Regions from separate parts of the Homo sapiens genome. Here region 1 is linked to region 2. A link is an interaction called in ENCODE POLR2A ChIA-PET data of the cell type or tissue named here. Cell type or tissue: B cell. All regions are shown on one strand. Each heading gives the region's core, and the rest is flanking DNA. Links, peaks and the distances in the headings are about the cores only.

Evidence for each region. ChIA-PET counts read pairs that join two places held together with the same protein. Peaks named below come from ENCODE experiments on the same cell type or tissue, not always from the same donor. Only the 100,000 strongest peaks of a DNase experiment are listed, where the experiment ranks them.
Region 1: POLR2A ChIA-PET joins it to region 2 with 5 read pairs; 5 of 35 experiments call an interaction of 5 or more read pairs at or near these places.

The regions. Positions count from the first base shown.
Region 1 is chr13:27,145,741-27,151,133 of GRCh38, forward strand. The region is part of intron 1 of USP12 (ubiquitin specific peptidase 12); the gene reads right to left. The region is part of intron 1 of USP12-AS1 (USP12 antisense RNA 1); the gene reads left to right. Among named protein-coding and RNA genes, the nearest start is that of USP12-AS1, 23 kb to the left of the region's middle. RefSeq lists an enhancer at 2,002-2,191. In B cell, for the core only: no CTCF peak of the experiment used is centred there; DNase peaks (open chromatin) are centred at 2,141 and 2,251; H3K27ac peaks cover 2,403 bases.
Region 2 is chr13:27,081,894-27,087,286 of GRCh38, forward strand. All of the region lies in intron 6 of USP12 (ubiquitin specific peptidase 12), which reads right to left. Among named protein-coding and RNA genes, the nearest start is that of USP12-AS1, 41 kb to the right of the region's middle. In B cell, for the core only: no CTCF peak of the experiment used is centred there; no DNase peak of the experiment used is centred there.

The DNA.
Region 1 (5,393 bases), core at 193-5,192, 64 kb after region 2:
CTGTAACTCTATACCACAAAATTTTGTTATCAATAGAGAAAATGAGAAACAATGAAAAGAAATGTGTCTTGGTCCCCAAGAGGTTACAAAATGGAAGAAAAGCAAAAAAAATCTTGAGAGTACTAGCCCTTATAATTAATGAAATTGTCTACAGAATAATGTTAAGAAAATATTTAATGATCCAGATTTTGTTTTAAAAATCATGTTTGCCATAAACAAACTGAGGGCACACTCACAACAATACCAGTTACAGGTAATTATTAATGGGTTATAGGTGACTTTCAGTTTCTTCTTTACACCTTTTTACACATCACATTACACACTGACTATACTTCTTTTATAATCAATCAAACAGTAAAATTTCTTTAAAAGTACCTATGTAACTAGGCCATGGCTCACTCCTGTAATCCCAGCACTTTGGGAGGATAAGGTAGGTGGATCACTTAAGGTCAGGAGTTCGAGACCAGCCCAGCCAACATGGTGAAACCCTGTGTCTACTAAAAATACAAAAATTAGCCAGGTGTGGTGGTGGGCATCTATAGTCCCAGCTACTCGGGAGACTGAGGCAGGAGAATTACTTGAACCCGTGAGGCAGAGGTTGCAGTGAGCCAAGATCATGCCACTGCACTACAGTCTGGGCAATAAAGCCAGACTCTGTCTCAAAAAAAAGCACCTATGTAATAACGCACACGGCTAAAGGCTAGGGGTATAAGGTAGGGAGAGGAGTGAGCAGTTATGGAGAGGATAGAATCAAGCAATTAGTTAACTACACCCACTTCTAGGAAATGTCAGCCATTATAAGATTAATGCAAAATTAACTTGTAAGTTCCACCACTGCAGAGCTCCGATGTTGGCTTATAAGTAGGTTCAGAGTCAGTTAAAAAGATACCTAAAATGAACCAATTGCTACTCCCCTTGAAAAAGTATGATTCCCTAATTTCCTACCTTGTTTCAGAAGGCACTTAAGATGGCAATATTCCTTTAATTCATCCGTTATGCATTGAACTATGCACCCCCTCCTCTAAATAAAGATAAATTGAACTCCTAATCTTCAGTACTTCATAATGTAACCTTATTTAGAGATAGTCTTTACAAAGCTAATCAAGTTAAAATGAGGTCATGAAGGTAATTCCTAATCCAGTATGACTGGCATCCTGCTATTATAAAAAAGGGAAATTTGGACACAGACACAGGGAAGATGTGAAGAGACACAGGGAAAAGAGGGCCATCTACAAGCCAAGGAATGCCTGAGGCTGCCGGAAGCAAGTAGAGAAGCCTGGGGCAGATCCTTCTCCAGCACCTTCAGAGAGGGCATGGTCCTGGTGAGATGCTGATTTTGGACTTCTGGAATCCAGAATTGTAAGATGACCAATGTCTGCTGTTTAAGCCATTCAATTTACGGTATCTGTTAGGAAAGACCCTAGGAAACGAATACACCATGGTATAAACTCCACGCAGCCTACACCCTCAGAGCCACTGCCTTTTTAAAGAGCTAGCACTGCACAATTTTACATGTAGAATGATACCTAATCTAAGCAAAACACAACTCAGGAAAGGAATGCATATCGCCATTTTATTTTAGTTTGTTTCCAATTTAGTTACGAATGTCTTCTATGAGAATGCTTGTAATATTTAAGTATAGTAATATATTATCAGCTGAGACATAACAATTCTGGATAATCTAAAAATTCTAGCTAACAAAGTTGATACATTATAACTGAGGTGTCCAATTTTTAAAAAAATACTTAACTGAAACATATAGGCATTTAGCATAAACTAGAATTTAAGAATATATGTCATGTAAAAAAGAAAAACAAAGTGTATGTCATAAACACAAAAACATCAACAAATAAGACACTTGATAATAAAAATGCTGAAAGTCAAAGACAAAAAGACACAGCAAGAAAAGAGGATGCATCACTTATAAGGGAAACTCCAGTTGAGACGAAAGGCTGACTTCTAAGCAGAAACCTGGTAGCTATGAGTCAGTGGGGTAATATATTCAAAGCGCTCAAAGAAAGGAAAAAAAAAATTTTAAAAAACCGTCAACCAACAATGCTGAATCTGCCAATGCTTCCATCTAAATGTGAAATAAAGACTTTCCCATAAGGGCATGGTGGTTCACAACTGTAATCCCAGCACTTTGGGAGGCTGAGGACGGAGGATCACTGGAGCCCAGTAGTTCAAGACCAACTTAGGCAACACAGGGGGACACCATCTCTACAAAAAATTTAAAAATTAGCCAGGCGTGGTGGTGTGCACCTGTAGTCCCAAGCTGCTCAGGAGACTGAGGTGGGAGAACCACTTGGGCCCAAGAGGTTGAGGCTGCAGTGAGCTGTGACCGCACTACTGCACTCCAGACTGGGCAACAGAGCGAGACCTATCTCAAAAAAAAAAAAGACTTTTCTAAAACGAAAACCTAACAGAAGTTGTTCCTATGCTAACAGACATACCTTACAAGAAATACTAAAGAAAGTTGTTCAGGCTAGAAGCAAGTGTTCTCAAACAGCAAGTAAAGTCCACATGAAAAAACATACAAGAGTACCTGTAACAGCAATTGTTAATTATAAAGGACACTATAAATGTGTATTTTTTCTTTCTTCTCTTAATTGATTTAAAAAGCAACTGTATAAAACTATATATATATATTATAGGCCAGGCATGGTGACTCACGCCTGTAATGCCAGCACTTTGGGAGGCCGAGGCGGGCAGATCACGAGGTCAGGAGTTCGAGACCAGCCTGACCAACATAGCGAAACCCCGTCTCTACTAAAGATACAAAAACTAGCCAGGTGTGGTGGCAGGCGCCTGTAATCCCAGCTACTCAGGAGGCTGAGGCAGGAGAATTGCTTGAACCCGGGAGGCGGAGGTTGCAGTGAGCCCAGATCACACCACTGCACTCCAGCCAGGGTGACAGAGACTCAAAAAAAAAAAATTATATATATATATATAATATAAATAATAATAACAGCACAAAAGAGGTAGGTTGAAATGGGCTAACATAAAATAGCATATCAATTGAATTAAAAAACCAGAATCACAGAATCATCTTAATACACACACACACACACACAAAAATCAGGTGACAAAAATCCAACACCTTGTCATGATAAAAACATAGAAAAGAATTCCTCTCTGAATACAATAAAAATTGTATTTATGGGCCAGATACAATGGCTCATGTCTGTAATCCCAATGCTTTGGGACACTGAGGGGCGGATCATTTGAGCTCAGGAGTTCAAGACCAGCCTGGGCAACATGGTGAGAACCCATCTCCACCAAAAATACAAAACATTAGCCAGGCGTGGTGGCACACGCCTGTAGTCCCACCTACTCAGGGGACTGAAATGGAAGAATCACTTTCACCCAGAAGGCAGGGGTGTGGTAAGACAAGATCACAGCACTGCACTTCAGCCTGGGCAACAGAGCAATACCCTGTCTTAACAAAAGAAAAGATTGATTTACGGAATTAATAAAATAAAAGAGGAAAAGAGCTCCTCAATCTGACAAAACGCATCTATAAAAAACTCACAGCTAATATCTTACTTAATAGCGAAAACACTGGATGCTTTTCCTCTAAGATTAGGAAAAAGACAAGAAAATTCCCTCTTGTTAACTTCTACTCAATACTGTACCATAGGTTCTAGCCAGCAGTTAGAAAAACAGGCATCCAAATTTGAAAGGAAGAAGTAAACCTATCTTTATTTGTATGTAACATGATTTTATATAAAGAAAACCCTAAAGAATCCACTAAAAAATTACTACTAGAATAAACGAGTTCAGCAAGGTTGCGGGTTCTAAAATTAATACATAGCCATCAATTGTATTGATCTCATAAAACTATGGAGTAGAATAGTGGTTACTAGAGTAGAGGCTGCAGATGTGGGGGGTGGGAGGAGTAGCCAAGGGGTGGTTAATGAATACAAAATTACAGCTCGATAGGAGGAATAAGTTCTAGTGTTCTACAGCAACAGTCCCCAACCTTTTCGGCATCAGGAACCAGTTTTGTGGAAGACAATTTTTCCATGGACTAGTGGGGGATGGTTTCAGGATGAAACTGTTCTCAGATCACCAGGCATTAGATTCTCATAAGGAATGTGAACCTAGATCCCTCGCATGCGCGGTTCATAACAGGGTTCACACTCCTGAGAATCTAATGCCTTCTACTGATCTGACAAGAGGTGAAGCTCAGGCAGTAATGCTGCTCGCTGGACACTCACCTTCTGCTGTACAGCCCGGTTCCTAACAGGCCACAGATCAGGGGTTGGAGATCCCTGTTCTACAGCACTGCAGGGTGACTATAATTAACAACAATTTATTGTATACTTTCAAATAGATAGAGGAGCAGATTTTGAATATTCCCAACACAAAGAAATGATAAATGTTTGAAGTGATGGATATGCTAATTCCCCAATTTGATCATTACACATTGTATACCTGTATCAAAATATCACACTGTACCCCACAAATACATACAATTATGTCAATTAAAAATAATAAAGCAAAAAATTGTATTTATATATGCTTGTCCTGAACAATCTGAAAATGAAAATAAGACAACTCCATTCACAGTAGCATTCAAAATGATTTAAATAAGTAGGAATCAATTTAACAAAAAAAGAGAATGACATATAAAAGAAAAAAACATTTCAGAGTTTCAAAACTCTGAAAACTACAAAATATTACTAAAAGAAATTAAAGGAAATCTAAACACAGAGAAAAACATACCATGTTCACAGACTGGAAGACTTTAACACTTAAAATGGCAATACTCCACAAACTGATCTACAGGCTCCATGAGATCTCCATCAGAATCCCAGCTAATTTTATGGAAACTGACAAGCTGATTCTAAATTCATATGGAGGTCGGACCCAGTGGCTCACCTGTGTAATGATCACTTGAGTCCAGGAGAACGAGACTGCAATGAGCTATAACTGCAGTCATGACAGTGGTACTGGCAGACAGGCAAACATACAAATCAATGAATTAAAATTGAGGATCCAGAAACTCATACATCTCTGATCAACTGGTTTTCAACAAGAGTGCCAACTCCAAAAGACAGAGAAAGAATAGTCTTTTTAACAACTGGCGCTGGGACAAATGGATAGTCACGTGCAAAAGAATGAAGTTACCTTTACCTCAAACCATGTACAAAAAACTAACTCCAAACAGATCAAAGAAGTACATAAAAGAGCAACACCCAGAAAACTCTTAAACACTGGATTTGGCAAAGGATTGACACAGGATTTGGCAAAGGATTATAAAATATGACACCAAAAGCATGAACGACAAAAGAAAAAAATCAGGCCAGACGCTGTGGCTCACATCTGTAATCCCAGCACTTTGGGAGGCCGAGGTGGGCAGATCACTTGAGGCCAAGAGTTCAAGACCA
Region 2 (5,393 bases), core at 266-5,265:
GTCTCAACAGTGAGCTTAAAATATTCAGTAAATTATGCTATAAACAGGTGTGCTGTCATCCAGGCTTTGTTTCTTTTCTACAGCACAGGCAGGGTAGATTCAGCGTAATTCTTAAGAACTCAAGGATTTTAGGGATGGTAAATGAATACTGGCTTCAACTTAAAAGTCACCAGCTGCATTAACCGCTAACCAGAGAATCAGCCTGTCCTTTGAAGCTGGGCGCTCACTTCTCTCTAGCTATGACAGTCCTAAACACCCTCTTTTTCCAATAGAAGACTGTTTCCTCTATATTGAAAATCTGTTGTTTAGTGTAGCCACCATCAGCAACTATTTTAGCTAGACAATCTAGATAACTTACTGCTGCTTCACCTTGTACTTTTATCTCATGGAGACAGCTTCTTTCCTTAAAACCTCATGAACCCACCCCTGCTAGCTTCAAAATTTTCTTCTGCAGCTTCCTTACCTCTCTCAGCCTTCATAGAACTGAAGACAGGCCCTGGTTTTAGATTAGGCTTTGGCTTAAGGGAATGTTGTGGCTAGTTTGATCTTCTAACCAGGCCACTCAAACTTCTCCATTTGGCAATAAGGCTGTTTTGCTTTCTTATCATTTGTGGGTTCACTAGAGTAGCTCTTTTAATTCTCTTCAAATACTTTTTCTTTGCACTCCTAACTTGGCTGTTTGGTGCAAGAGGCCTAGCTTTCAGCCTATCTTGGCTTTCAACGTGCCCTATTCATTAAGCTTAATCATTTCTAGCTTTTCACTTAAAGTGAGAGACATGTAAATATTTCTTTTCACTTGAACCCTTAGAAGCCATTGTAAGGTTATTAATTGGCCTAATTTCAATATTGTTGTGTCTTAGGGAATAAAGAGGCCTGAGAGAGAGGTAGGAGGGGGAAAACGTCAGGTGGGTGGAGCAGTCAGAACGCACAACATTTAAGTTCATCATCTTTTTCTTTTTGAGACAGAGTTTCACTCTTGTTGCCCAGGCTGGAGTGCAATGGCGTGATCTCGGCTCACCGCAACCTCCGCCTCCCAGGTTCAAGTGATGCTCCTGCCTCAGCCTCCCGAGTTGCTGGGATTATAGGCATGCGCCACCACGTCCAGCTAATTTTGTATTTTTAGTAGAGATGGGGTTTCACCATGTTGGTCAGGCTGGTCTCAAACTCCTGACCTCAGGTGATCTGCCCACCTTGGCCTCCCAAAGTGCTGGGATTACAGGTGTGAGTCACTGCACCTGGCTAAGTTCATCATCTTAAATGGGTGCAGTTCATGGTGCTCCCAAGACAGTTACCATAGCAACATCAACGATAACTGATCATGTATCACCGTAACAATATAATAATGAAAAAGTTTGAAATAGTGCAAGAATTACCAAAAATGTGACAGAGACAGGAAATGTGCACACATGCTGTTGGAAAAATGGCACTGATAGACTTGCTCAACAGAGGGTTGCCACAAACCTTCAATCTGTAAAAACCACAGGGTCTGCAAGGTGCTGTGAAGTGAAATGCAATGTTCTGTTCTCTAAGACCTGAGCCTCAGCCTCCCCCTTGCCCCCATGCCAGCAGCCAGGGACAGGAAAACAACAACTGAAACAGCCATCAATCCTTTCTCATTACAGTTCCCCAGGGCGATCACTCTCCTCTCACCTATATGCTTTAACCTCCCATGGGATAAACGTATATGACCATTAGAGTGACATTTCCCACACTGCTATCTTTCCTGAACTGCACTATTTACAGAGTTCAATAGGCATGCTATATAAATGGAGTCTATGTGCAAGTAAATTCTGGAAAAAGCTGGATAAAGTTTCCTTTATTTTGTGAGTCTTCAGGAGCATGAATATTTAGATAAAATATTATAAAGCAAATTCATTTGATCATAAAATACTAATTTTGTGGCACATCATTAACATTCCCAAAAATTATTCTTCAGTGTTCTCGGGATGAACCTTTTTGGGAGAATATATATATATATATATTTTTTTGAGATGAAGTCTCACTCTTGTCACCCAGGCTGGAGTGCAATGGCGCAATCTCGGCTCACTGCAACCTCTGCCTCCCAGGTTCAAGTGATTCTCCTGCCTCAGCCTCCCAAGTAGCTGAGATTACAGGCGCCTGCCACCATGCCTGGCTAAATTTTGTATTTTTAGTAGAGACAGGGTTTCACCATGTTGGCCAGGCTGGTCTCAAACTAGGTTATACATTTTGTTATCTTTTTAACTACAAAAAAAATATGCACTTGAAGTCTGTCACTCATAAATCCATGTTTGCATACACACACACACACACACACACACACACACACACACACACACACACACAAATTCCTGTCTGGGTGTGGTGGCTCATGCCTGTAATCCCAGCACTTTGGGAGGCCAAGGCAGGCAGATCACAAGGTCAAAAGATTGAGACCATCCTGGCCAACATGGTGTAACCCCGTCTCTACTAAAAATACAAAAATTAGCTGGGCATGGTGGCGCACACCTGTAGTCCCAGCTACTCAGGAGGCTGAGGCAGGAGAATCGCTTGAACCCGGGAGCTGGAGGTTGCAGTGAGCCAAGATCATGCCACTGCACTCCAGCCTGGAGAGACAGTGAGATGAAAAAAAAAAAAAAAAAAAAGAGTTCTATAGTTTTAGGTCTTAAATCCATTTTGAGCTAATTTTTTGTAGATGACATAAGGTAAGGGTTCAACTTTATTCTTTTTCGTGTGGATATTCAGTTTTCCCAAAACCATTTGCTAAAGACATTATCCTTTTCCCACTATGTATTCATTCTTAGCACCCTTGATGAAGATCAGTTGCCTGTATATGTATGGTTTTATTTCTGGGTCATTTTGTTCCACTGGTCTATATATGTCTTTAGGCCAGTACCATACTATTTTAATTACTTTAGCTTTGTAATATACTTTGAAATCAGAAGTTTAATGCCTCCAGCTTTGTTCTTTTCTCTCAAGATTATTCAACTATTTAGGGTCTTCTGTGATTCCATGTGGATTTTTGGATGTTTTTTTCTATTTCTGCAGAAAATGCCATAGGAATTTTGATAGGGACTGCACTGAATCTCTAGGTTGCTTTGGGTAGTATGGACATTTTAACAATATTAAGTCTTCCATCCATGAATACAGGATGTGTTTCTATTTATTTGTGTCTTAATTTCTTTCAGTAACATCTTATAATTTTCAATATACAAGTCTTCTGCCATGTAAGTTTATTCCTAAGTATTTTATTGTTTCTAATAGTATTATAAATGGAATGTTTTCTTTTTTCTTTCTTTCTTTCTTTCTTTTTTTTTTGAGATGGAGTCTCGCTCTGTTGCCCAGGCTGGAGTGCAGTGGCGCCATCTCAGCTCACTGCAACCTCTGCCTCCCTGCCTCCCAGGTTCAAGCAATTCTCTTGCCTTAGCCTCCAGAGTAGCTGGGATTACAGATGTGTGCCACCACGCCTGGCTAATTTTTGTATTTTCAGTAGAGACGGGGTTTTAGCATATTGGCCAGGCTGGTCTTGAACTCCTGACCTCAGGTGATCTGCCCACCTTGGCCTCCCAAAGTGCTGGGATTACAGGCGTGAGCCACCGCATCTGGCCGTCAAATTGATTTTTGGTTTTTTACTAAGAACTATGGTCTGTATACTCAACACAAGCTTATCCTATTATTCCAAGACGGAGAACTATAAACTTTCAGAAGTGAATTCATCCAAGTAAAGGTCAAAAATATTAAATGAATTGCTCAATATCACACCATAAATTAACAGGTTGATACTAGATCCTAATGAGAAATATGTAACTTCTGTAAAGTTGTCTTTCCAGAAACTTATGCATAATTTATCCTACAAAGTGTCCAAAAATATGTGGGGAATATGTGTATATACACACAAAACTGTTCATCAAATCACTGTTTATAACAGTGTAAAAAATCTAAATTGTTGGATTTAGACAACTGGTAGATACATGGTACTATGGTATGTTCATACAAAAAAAATATACTATGCAGCAGGCGTGGTATCTAGCTCCTGTAATTCCAGCTACACCAGAGGCTGAGGCAGGAGGACTGCTTGAGGCCAGGAGATCTAGATGAGCCTAGGCAACATAGCAAGAGCCCGTCTATAAAAAATAAAATTCAATAAATTATTCAGGCACGGTGGCACACATCTGTAGTCCCAGCTACACAGAAGGCTGAGGTAGGAGGATCATTTAAGCCCAGGAGTCTGAGGCTACAGTGAGCTAAGATCGCACCACTGGACTCCAGCCTGGGTGACAGAGAGAGATCTTTTGTCTCTTTAAAAAAAAAAAAAAAAAAAAAAAATATATATATATATATATATATGCGCACATATACATATATTTTATATATATGCACATATACATATACATACACATATATATAATTACACACACACACACACACACACACACAATGCAGCACCTCCTAAGAAGGATATAAAAATATTTTTTCATTAACATGGTTGCAATTTTTTAAGTGAAAAAGTTTCGAACTTGTACATAAAGTTTGATAGCATTTTAGGGACTATGTGTGTATATACATACACACTTTAAAAATCTAAGATATACACAAAAATGTTAACATTTTATAGCTTTTATAGTGATTCTCGATTTACATTTATCCGTATTTTCTAATTTAATTACAAAGAATATACATTCTTCATGTATTTTCTAATACATTAAAATTTCATGTCTTTAAAACAAAGAGCTCGATTTTACAGACAATTCTCAATTACTCACATGTGATTACTTGTATAACCATCATTCTAGGGAAAGGGTGGCTTTTGCTCACAGATGGGCCTTCCTCCATATAGTCAGTAAAGTCTGAAAGTTGTATTTCTCTTAGCTACATTTAGTCCCTGACTCTTACTTATCCAACGGTCTTAGGTACTTTCTAAGGCATTTTCAGGATGAATGTAATGCTTTAGCCCCTATCCCTCTGACTAAACTTCTTTGAGGTGCTCCCCATCATATGCACTAATGGACAGAAACAGTGAGTAATCTGTTTTGATTCCGTGGTCCATTACCAAAAACACTTTCCTTCCTAGGAAATGTCTGTGTCCAAAACAAAAATATAATCACTTAAAAATCTGAGCTCTTCCCCTCCCTTAATGAACAACTCAATTCAACTATTTGATGGGGCCAAATAACACAGACATCTGTACAGGCAGGAGAGGGGGAAGTCAAAGCAGAGGGGAAGGGGCTGTGTGTGTGTGTGTGTGTGTGTGCGTGTGTGAGAGTGTGTGTGTGTTTATGCATGTGTGTGCATACAGGGAGCGGGGGCAGGAAGGCAGAGAGAATAAGCTGGGTTAACAAAAGGTGCACCGACCAAATAAGTAAATATAGTGGGGAGGGATGTGTGTGTGTGTGTGTGTGTGTGTGTGTGTGCGC